Linked DNA regions of Homo sapiens: region 1 is linked to region 2. A link is a loop called in an ENCODE intact Hi-C map of the cell type or tissue named here. Cell type or tissue: B cell. All regions are shown on one strand. Each heading gives the region's core, and the rest is flanking DNA. Links, peaks and the distances in the headings are about the cores only.

The links. Hi-C counts contacts between places; a loop is a spot of excess contacts. Peaks named below come from ENCODE experiments on the same cell type or tissue, not always from the same donor. Only the 100,000 strongest peaks of a DNase experiment are listed, where the experiment ranks them.
Region 1: it touches region 2 in a loop (19-fold over the local background); 3 of 110 quality-filtered maps call a loop at or near these places.

What each region holds. Positions count from the first base shown.
Region 1 is chr15:43,743,177-43,748,549 of GRCh38, forward strand. It overlaps PDIA3 (protein disulfide isomerase family A member 3), which reads left to right and starts at 3,262. Exons shown (of 13, transcript NM_005313.5): 1 at 3,262-3,530. The coding sequence starts at 3,364. It also overlaps the pseudogene CATSPER2P1. RefSeq lists a silencer at 2,978-3,277 and enhancers at 3,778-3,827, 3,838-3,887. In B cell, for the core only: CTCF peaks have their summits at 3,291 and 3,491 (motif pointing left); DNase peaks (open chromatin) are centred at 661, 935, 3,195 and 3,825; H3K4me3 peaks cover 2,378 bases; H3K27ac peaks cover 2,705 bases.
Region 2 is chr15:42,918,987-42,924,359 of GRCh38, forward strand. It overlaps TTBK2 (tau tubulin kinase 2), which reads right to left and starts at 1,792. Exons shown (of 15, transcript NM_173500.4): 1 at 1,452-1,792. RefSeq lists enhancers at 1,110-1,610, 1,611-2,111, 2,314-2,413 and a silencer at 1,384-1,793. In B cell, for the core only: a CTCF peak has its summit at 2,003 (motif pointing left); a DNase peak (open chromatin) is centred at 1,985; H3K4me3 peaks cover 2,305 bases; H3K27ac peaks cover 1,142 bases.

The sequences.
Region 1 (5,373 bases), core at 221-5,220, 820 kb after region 2:
TAAATGTTAGATCATTCACCGATAGGCACCAATATCTTTAACAGAAAAGGTTAATGCAAACAATTGTCAGCCTAAACTGACAACAGAAATAAAACTGGTCTTCCCAAGTTCAATTCCTTGTGGATTTGTTACATTGCTACATATTACACCTAGTTTTATGTGTCTAGATGCTCTGTATCTAGTATACGCTTGAGAGCCCTCCAAATATTAATATTTCTTTTTTTTTTTTTTGAGATCAGGTGCAGTGGCGTGATTTCGGCTTACTGCAACCTCCGCCTCCCAGGATCAAGTGTTATTCTGCCACAGCCTCCTGAGTAGCTGGGATTACAGGTGTCCGCCACCACGCCCAGCTAATTTTTTGTATTTTTAGTAGAGATGGGATTTCGCCATGTTGGCTAGGCTGGTCTTGAATTCCTGACCTCAAGTGATTCAACCACCTCGGCCTCCCAAAGTGCTGAGATTACAGGTGTGAGCTACCGTGCCCAGCGAATATTTCTAGATTTTAGCAGTTGCATAAATTCTACTCCAGGAGGCTTAATTGTCCTTAATATAAATGTCACATTTCAAATGACATTCAAAAATGTAAAATGATCAATTTAGAAAAAAAAAATTACTCCTACCCACTTCCTCTTTTTCTTTTTCTTTTTTTTTTTTTTTTGAGACAGAGTTGTACTCTGTCGCCCAGGCTGAAATGCAGTGGCACAATCTCAGCTCACTGAAACCTACGCCTCCTGGGTTCAAGCGATTCTCCTGCCTCAGCCTCCCGAGTAGCTGGGACTACAGGCCATGCCACCACGCCCAGCTAATTTTTTGTATTTTTTAGTAGAAACAGGGTTTCACCATGTTGCCCAGGCTGGTCTTGAACTCCTGAGCTTTGGCAATCCGCCTGCCTCGGCCTCCCACAGTGCTAGGATTACACGTGTGAGCCGCCGCGCCTGGCCTCACTTCCTCTTTCATACAATGTCAGTTCTCACGTATTTCAACCATCAGTACGATCGTATTCAAAAAGATCAGGAAGATGATGAAGTTTTTGAAGAGAGGACCTGTTGTCTCTTAAGGAAACATACAGAGTGGAGTTCTTTCTGATTTATGCAGCTGAAATAATAAGAGCAATAACATAAGCAGTGAGAATGAGACAATGGAGTTTGGGAAGCAAAAAATAAGTCATTAGGCAGATGATCAACAGCCAGGATAAAAATGAGTGACATGAAAGGATACACTCAAGGACCCATCCGGCCCACAAAGAAAGAGGTGGCCTCTGACTGCAGCGCACATGAAGCCTGCTCAACAGCCTCTGGGCATGTGAAATCTGTTCTATACGTTGAGGCTTTATAGAGACGCCCACTAGCTGGTGTTGATCTCCCAACATAAGTTTCTTCTGGCGGGAAGGATCTACAACAAAAATTGAAAAGGGGTAGTGGATAAATACAAACAAAATAGACCAGGTAGGGTTGGGGGCAGGGATACTGTTCAGATAATGGGTCCCCCTAATGGCTTACTGCTGGTCCTTCTCTTCTCACAGCAACTAAGAATTCTGTTTGGAGTGAGAGCAAATGTATTGCTTATGACCAACACTGTCCATGCCCACAAAAGCAGCAGGTTCACTCTCAAAGTTTTAAGAGTCTTTGACAGAAACTGTTCCGTATCATCCACGGCTAGTGGCTATCCTAGGCCTAAAAGTGAAAGACGTGGATTCTATCTCCTTAGTTTTATTTACAAGCCCTTGATTTATCAAGTTTGGTAAACCAGCAACTAAACCGGCCTCCCCAGAATTTTCCACTCTTAAATGTAGAGGATGTGGATAGGAGTCTTAAATTTAAATTAGTGAAGAAATAGGCTGCTGACCAAGTAACTCCTGATAGTGTGTCGCAGCACAGCTTGGCTCAAGCCTTGCAAATGCTCGATGAGAGAGAAAGTATCGATGAGACGTGAACGAATGGCATCAGCTCGGGGAAGCTGCATCTGCCCTTCTTGTTGGTAAGCGGCCATGTCTGCTAAGAAAATGTAAGCATCAAGTGTCATTTCATTCTTGGAGCTGCACCAAGGATTACAGGTTTTCTGTCCCCTCCTCCCCACCCTCTTTGCCCTTAAGATTCCTTAATGTACCCACATCTACGAACTAGGAGCAGTTGGGCAGAACAAACATTCTACTAAGACTCAGGGTTTTTTGAAACAAAAGGGGCTAAGAGTGGTAAAGACATTGAGCAGTCGACCAAGTGGCCAGGCATCTTCACTTTGTGACGGCACTACCAATTAAAAGCTCATTAAAAAAAAAAAAAAAAAAAAAAAAAGTCCGGGCGTGGTGGCTCACGCCTGTAATTCCAGCACTTTGGAATGCCGAGGCGAGCGGATCACGAGGTCAGGAGATAGAGACCATCCTGGCTAACACGGTGAAACCCGGTCTCTACTAAAAATACAAAAAATTAGCCGGGCGTGGTGGCGGGCGCCTGTAGGCCCAGCTACTCGGGAAGCTGAGGCAGGAGAATGGCGTGAACCCGGGAGGCAGAGCTTGCAGTGAGCGGAGATCGCGCCACTGCACTCCAGCGTGGGGGACAGAGCAAGACGGCATCTCAGACAAAACAAAACAAAACAAAACAAGAAACTCAATAAAAAAGGAGCAGCCACAAGGGCAGGGGCCCGGGGCTGGACAAAGAAGAACCTGGGTCCCACCTGGGCCTGAGAGAATCGGGCAATGAGGTGGAGTTGGGGGAGGGCTTGGCCTGCCCACGCAAGAGAAACCAAGTGAAGAGAAATTGGACAAAATGCCAAAGCCTGACATTTTGAAAATGGGTCCCGTCCCAAGTGTGTCCACTCCAACACTCCTTCGGGGGCTAGCTCCTTCTCTCCTCCATTCTCGCTTCTGGGCCTCACCTCAGCCCAGGTTCTCTTCGCCCACTCAGTCCTGACTTCACGCTTCCACCTCCAGCTCAGGCGCCCCCTGAGCCCGGCTACCCCTACGCAGGACGAGCTCAGGGCCGGCTCCCAGCCTCACTGCGCCCCATTTCCCGCCCCGCCCGACCCCCAGGTTTCGGCTCACCCCGGGACCCGGCCCTAGCCCCTGCCCCCAGCCCAGGACCGGGCCCAGCCACGCTCGCCCAGACACTCGCCGCCTCGGCCCCGCCCCGCGCTCCGGCCACTCGGCGGTAACGAGTTGGTCCCGCCCGCCCGACGAAGGCGACGCGCAGCCAATCAGCGGCTGCCACACAGCGGCCCAAGCCGGGTTTGGGGGTTGGGACCTCCGGCTGCAGGTCCGCCTGGGCCAGACGCGCGAGCGCAAGCAGCGGGTTAGTGGTCGCGCGCCCGACCTCCGCAGTCCCAGCCGAGCCGCGACCCTTCCGGCCGTCCCCACCCCACCTCGCCGCCATGCGCCTCCGCCGCCTAGCGCTGTTCCCGGGTGTGGCGCTGCTTCTTGCCGCGGCCCGCCTCGCCGCTGCCTCCGACGTGCTAGAACTCACGGACGACAACTTCGAGAGTCGCATCTCCGACACGGGCTCTGCGGGCCTCATGCTCGTCGAGTTCTTCGCCCCCTGGTGAGTCCATTCTGCCGAGGCGGGGGAAGAAAGGCGGGGCTGGGCCGGGGGCGAGAGCGCGGGGAACTGTTGGGCCTACGCAGCGCCGGGGCCCTTCATTCCTGTGGGCCCCTGCTGCGGCGGGCACATTTCTCATTCCCGGGAGCTGGAGGCGCCTCGCCGAGAGCGGGGGAGTCGGTGCTGATCGGCCCAAGGAAAACCCGAAGGCTGCGCTCACGCAGGGCCTCATCCTTATCTCGGTGCTCTTGTGGCACTTCCTATTTGCAGAGGGTTTTGCCACCCCTTCCCCCAGTCCAATATGTAGCTATATCTTTTCTGCGTGAGTCAGTATTAATGCTCCTCCAGTCTACAGACTAGGCATCCCAAAGCCTTGTAGTGGAAGCGGACGTTTCACCAAATGCAGAAGTCCTGGATCCCTAGGGTATTTCCTTTCATCTTACCTCACGCCGCACAGCCATTGGTTTCTAGCCAAGGTCACTGAGTGGCTGCAGAATGGTCGTAAGTGCTTTCTTGAGGCAGGTAATTTGTCCGTCACATGGTGTACAGTTTCTCCCTTCAGCTGATCACTTACATCTCAGTACCGGCAGATACCTCTGTCCAAACGAAAGGAGTACGTGAACAAGAATAATTCCATCAGAATCTGTCCATATTGTCTGTTTTAAATAGCATTTCTTTAAAATGTCAAAAAAGACTCCAATGAGAAAATAACCAATATTGATTACATACTCCACTTTAGGGTGACTTAAGTGATCAAGGGTGTAAATTCCTTAGATAGAACTAACTCGAAATAAAAAACTGTTGGGGAGAAGGAAGAGCAAATAAGATTTCTGGCCCAGTCAACTTGAGTGTTTGTTTTTTTTTTTTATTTGTGTGTGTGTGTGTTTTTAAACCTCCAGATCATTACCAGAGTAAACAGTGATTCCTTTATCCTGGGGATAGCTCTCTATATATAATTCAATATATATAATTACAGTACTTAATTTTTCCCCTCCTGGCACAGTGACCCTTGGTTTAATACTATCCGTGTTCAAAAATGTCAGTAAAAGTTGTGTATAACTTTTATTTGCTTCAGACTCAGGTCTTCCCTTCTTAGCCTCAAACAACTTGCTAAGGGTTACACGAAAAAAGTCCTGTAGTAAAGACCACCTGAATCAGAATGATGTGCTAGAGATGGCAAATTTTGTTTGCAGCTTGGACAGATTTTGTGTCCAGGGCATTTCTGGGGCTAACTGGCAGTACAGATTACACATATAGATAGTTCTTATACATCTCTGGAACTCATGTTCTCTCTTAGGAACAACTCTTCCCAATTATATAATCATGCTGTTAGCTTTGAGGGGGTGTCAATAATTTGTAAAAACTGGGGGTGTCACTAAGTTTGTCAGATCTGAGTGATGCTTTTTACTACAGGGGTCATGCAACAATTTAAAGTAGGAATTGTTGGAGAATAGTGGGCCACTAGAATATTAGTTTAAAAAAGGAATTTTGGGGCTGGGCATGGTGGCTCCCGCCTGTAATCCCAGCACTTTGGGAGGCCGAGGCAGGCGGATCACCTGAGGTCGGGAGTTCAAGACCAGTCTGACCATCATGGAGAAACCCCCGTCTCTACTAAAAATACGAAATTAGCCGGGCATAGTGGCACATGCCTGTAATCCCAGCTACTCAGGAAGCTGAGGCAGGAGAATAGCTTGAACCCAGGAAGCAGAGGCTGCAGTGAGCCACGATCCTGCCATTGCACTCCAGCCTGGGCAACAAGAGCGAAACTCTGTCTCAAAAAAAAAAACCAGAATTTTTTATTTGAATTGAAGGGGGTGTTTCCTACTTTAAATTGTTACACGTGCTA
Region 2 (5,373 bases), core at 47-5,046:
CTGTGTCTAAAACTGGAAGAGGGAAGAAAGCATTTCCTAACATTCTATCATAAAAGAAAAATGTTAAGAGAAACTTTCCTTTAAAACCATGCTTCATATGTCCCCTTCGGTGTCTTGATAAAATGTTATCATACAGGAAAACATAAGCTTCTAAATCAAAGATTTCCTTCAATGTTTTCAATTTGCATAGATCACAATATAACACACACATTATTTGAAACATTTTTTGACTTCAGACAAATGCCTCAAGATTAATCATATTAAGCTATATTTGTCATCATTACTGCTTCTTTATTTAAAAAAAAAAAGGAAATAAAGCAAGCAATACATAGCATTCAATTCCCTTGATAAGTTAAAATCATTTCCCCCTTCTATCCCCAAATGAACTTTATTCTATTCCATTTAGCCAAAGGTACACAGCCAACACATCTTTGTGTTATACTGTGGCAAATCAGGGTTTAGATACCAATGCAACTATTATCAATGGCTCAGAACCAAACATTGTTAACAAAACACACTGAGTGGATCCTCCCTCTGCGTGTGTGTCTACATGTGCCCATTCATAACATGACCCTCCTACACACACAGAAACTCAATTTCTACTGAATTACAAAACATCTTCACATTATTAGAAGTGTATAATAAAACTGTCCTCTTTAATGTTCAAAGAAAGAATAATTTCTAAAGCGATGAGAGAGAAGAGTTAATACCAGGATTGCTGCTACCCATCAACTTTAATTCAAAGCAAAGTACAACTCAATGTCATTTTTACCTCTACTGTAGCCTCGACGGATACAAAATTAACTTCGCTGTAGAATAAAGTATCCTGGCATCCCAATGGATTATTTACTTCTCCGATTTGACAGAACATATACGTGAGTCTTTTGTCCCTCCCACAGCATCCCAGGGTGTCAACATCATCTCTGCCACAGCAAATGACGAGCAAATCCCTCAGATCATTACTTCAGCACCCTAAGTACAAGAAAGTCGCGGCCTTCACTGTCGTTACAACACAGCAAACAGATTCAGTAGTCCCATGTTCCTTTCCATGATAGTTGGGGAGGCGGGGTGGGAAATAAGCGCTCAGATTTCCTAGGAATCCTTCGTGTTCGGTGCTGGTACCAGAAGTGGCATGGGTACAAGTGATATGTGGGTCACCCACAGAGAGAGACGCAGAACGAAGCTTCGTGACCCTCCAAGTTCAGTGAAGACACCCAAAGCCTGGGGCAAAACGAGGCGGCAGCCTTCGGGGAAATCGGGCAGAACCAGAACGATCTCCGAGATGGAGAGTGACGGGGTCTGGCACGAGCCCCGGGCTTGCAGCGAACTGAAAGTCCCCGGTACCCCTCCCCTCCTCAGCAGGCTCGGTCACTCGGCGAGGGGTGCGGCCGGAGGAGGGGGTCGAGACTGGGGGAGGGCGGCGCCCTGGGGGGTCGGGGGGTGTGTCCTACCTGGGCCGTGGCGGACGCAGGGGTTTCTGGAGGAGGGCTCTGGTCCAGCTCAGGACCGGGACCGGCGGGGGTTAACCCTCGGCAGGCGGGACCGCCACTGCCTGCCCATCCCCCACCGCCGACTGCGGCGGGACCCGAGCGCGGCTTCCAGGGCCGGCCGGCTGGGTAGTCCCCTGGGGTACCGTCCGCGTTTACTGGCGGCGGCGGCGGCGGCTGCTGCTGCTGTTACTGCTGCTGCCGGCTCCCCCAAGCCGCTGCTCTTGTGCCAGCACCTGCTCCCCCTCCTGCCGCCGCCGCCGCCTCGTCCCCACCGCTCCCATCGCCGCTGCGGCGACTACTGCAGAGCCCGCTGACCCGACCCGACGTTATTCTCCCCCCTCGTAACCCGACACAGCCTAGCCCACCTGCCCTGCCAGCGCGCACGCCCACCTCTCCGCTACAGGTGCTGATTGGAGAGTGCGTTCCGAACTCGCAGCGTCGGTTGGCTAGTCCCATTGCCTATCACGAAGGGGGCGGAGAGTCGGGCAGAAACCGTCTCCGCCCCCCACCGGAGAATTGCCGCTATCTTCAGGTTTGCCTGAGAGGGCGAGTTACCGGGAAAGGAGCATCACAATGGCAGCGCGCATGCGCCTAGGAATTCTGGGCCTCGTAGTTCCAGCCATAGCCGCAACTCCCCGCCTGTCCCGAGGAGAGAAGTAGGGCTTCCGAGACAAGTAGTTTGCGCACATAGGTGTTCTCCTAGCGTGACAGTTAAATTGGTTATAGAGGGATGGTTGGGACCCCATGGTTGGGCTTTTCGGAATAAAATCGGAAATGCTTTGTCACGATACGAAATTACACACTGAGGCAGTCGCGATGAAGGGCCCAAATCGTGAGGCCCTGCAAGCCTTAAGGATCCATCCTCTTCCTCAGCATCAGCGCTGACAGCATCCCGCAAATTGGCGCCGTCCCCAGAACCGCCTAACGTGAAGCTAATCATCTTTGGGGGACTGGGGAAGGGCCTTAGGTGTGACGAGGAAAGGAGATGGGCACTTCCATAAACGAATGTCAACTTGGAGACCGGAGTGTCCTTACGGTTTCACAACCCAAGAACAAGATTTCATTCCCTTTGTGAAACACCACCAGCTAAAGACTCAATGGCCAGCCCCGGTGCACACCAGTATGCGATGCTGAGCAAGTGTATGCGGGAGGTGCTCAAAGACTTTCAAAGAAAAGCGAGGAGGGCGGAGCAAGGACGCTGTGCAGGATGCGTTTCTATTTAGTGTTGTGTCAGTCGCTTTGGCGAAGGAAAACCTTAAGATTAAGCACCTCTCCCATCTTTGCCCACCAGTGTACAGTAGAGAAAACACATGAAAAACGCTAAACAGCTTTCCTAAGGCTATAAACTAATCAGTGGCAAAACCAAAACTCAGGTCTCTCATACGCCCCACATCTAATGTCCTTTCTACTTAAGAATCACAATGATCCCCAGGGTTCTGCCATGAATGGAAAGAATGTAATGAATTATGAACTTCATTTTTACTTTAAATCCTTTTCTTCACTCAAGTGACATTGTCATTAAAGCTGATTAAGAATATAGAAAGGTAAATGACTAATCCTATATTCAATCTTGGAACTGTTCCTATAGAATCTGTTTCTTCTTGCTCAGGAAGTGCCACAGCCTCTTGCCATTCTTTTTAAAAACAGCAGGCATCTCTACTCTCTGTCATGTCCAGATCCTTGGATTGAAAGCAGGACAAAATGTACATTAAAGGCAAGTGATGATGCAGCTCATCTTGTTCTATGCAAACATAAAGATGTTGCCAAATTGTTTTTTATTTCTACTGATTAAAACCACACGTTACTTTTTCTATTACTATGTCTAATAGAGTACTTCATTCATTTCAGAGTATTGACCAATCACATAATTTGAATAAGAAAACATTAGGGTTTCTGTAAATATTTTTCTTTAAAATTAAAGAAGTTTATAGGGGCCAGGCACAGTGGCTAATGCCTGCAATCCCAGCACTTTGAGAGGCTGATGTGGGAGGATCACTTCAGTCCAGGAGTTCAAGACCAAACTGGGCAATGTAAGGAGACATAAGGAGACTCCTTCTGCACACACACACACACACACACAAAATGATCACGGAAGCATGGATTTAAAATTTTTTTTAATTAGCCGGGCATGGTGGCATGCCCCTGTAGTCTCAGCTATTCGGGAGGCTGAGGCAGGAGGATCGGTTGAGCCCAGGAGTTCAAGACCAGCCTGGGCAACATAACAAGACCTTGTCTCTACACACAAAAAATTTTTAGTTAGCCAGCCCTGTCTCTACTAAAAATACAAAAATTAGCCAGGTGTGGTGGCATGCACCTGTAGTCCCAGCCACTTGGGAGGCTGAGGCAGGAGGATTGCTTGAGCCCTGGATGTCAAGGCTGCAGTGAGCTATTATCGCATCACTGCACTCCAGTCTGGGCAACAGAGATACCCTGTCTTTAAAAAAGAAAAAAAAAAAGTTTCTAGGGAAAAAATGTCCAGATTCATTGAAATTAGGCTTAGCAATAAAAGCCTCCCCTTTTCTCCAGTCTTTTCCATTTTAGAATTATTGAGCTGTCCCCAGAGATACTCTTTCAGTCAGGCTAAATGTCAATGTAATATGTTATTCAAGAGCTGGTACTGGAGTTTAGGAATCCCCTTTGAGTTATAGATATAGATAGATCTCAAGTATATATATAAAACTCAAATATATATGCATGTATCTCTTTTAAGAAATAAACTGAGCATAGTGGCTCACACTTGTAATCCCAGCACTTTGGGAGGCCAAGGCAGGAGGATCTGTTGAGCCCTGGAGTTGGAGACCAGCCCTAGCAACATAGTGAGACTCTGTCTCTACAAAAAATATATATTTTTAATTAGCTGGCCCCTGTAGTCCCAGCTACCCAGGAGGCTGAGGTGGGAGGATTGCTTGAGCCCAGGAGGTCGAGGCTGCAGTGAGCTATGATTGCATCACTGCACTCCAGCCTGGGTGACAACGCAAGACTCTGTCTCTAATACATAAATGTGGTAGCCAGACTTCCAGATGGCCCCCAATGATCCCTACCTCACTTACTCTCATTCTTATTTATTCCTTTCCATACTGAATTGGACTGACCTGTGTAACCAATAGGATTTTCCAGAAATTATGGTGTGGGAATATCAAGGCCAGGTTATAACAGACATTGTAGCTTCTGCCTTATGTGTTCTTGGATCACTTATTTAGGGAGAAGCCAGTTGTCTTCTCCTGAAGATACTCTAGCAGTTCCATGCAGTGTTCCCCTGGCAAGGAACTGAAGCATCACATCAATAATCAGCACCAGTTTGCCGTCTATGTTAGTGAGCCATTCTTAGAAATGAATCCTCCAGCCCCAGTCAAGCCTTCAGATGACTGAAAGCCCAGCTGGCTTCTTAACCACCACCTTGTGAGACACTCCAAGCCAGAACTACCCAGCTAAGCCACTTCTAAAATGTGTTACTATATCACAGAAACTATGTGATATAGTAAATATTTACTATTGCTTTAAGCATTAATTTTTGGGATAATTGGTCATGCAGCAAGAGATAACGAATACAGTAAGACTTGGGAAAATAAGAGAGAGGAATAACTCAAGTCTAAGGATGTGTCCCTGGATAAGTCTAAAGGAATCAGACAGACTCTAGGATCAGTCTTACAGCATATTCAAAGATACAATGTCCAAAGTTCAGACATTAAAAAGTCCCCACACAGGACATAAAGCCCCTTTTAACACAGCTTCTTTTCTCCTAGCATGAAATAAATAACATATTGAAGAATCTCTTTCTTCTTTTCCTTTCCTTCCATTTATGTCCTCTTCTGCCTATCTTTAGGTACCACTTTGTAACCTTCTTCCCATAATCCAAACAGAAAAGGATCTAGATGTGTCATTT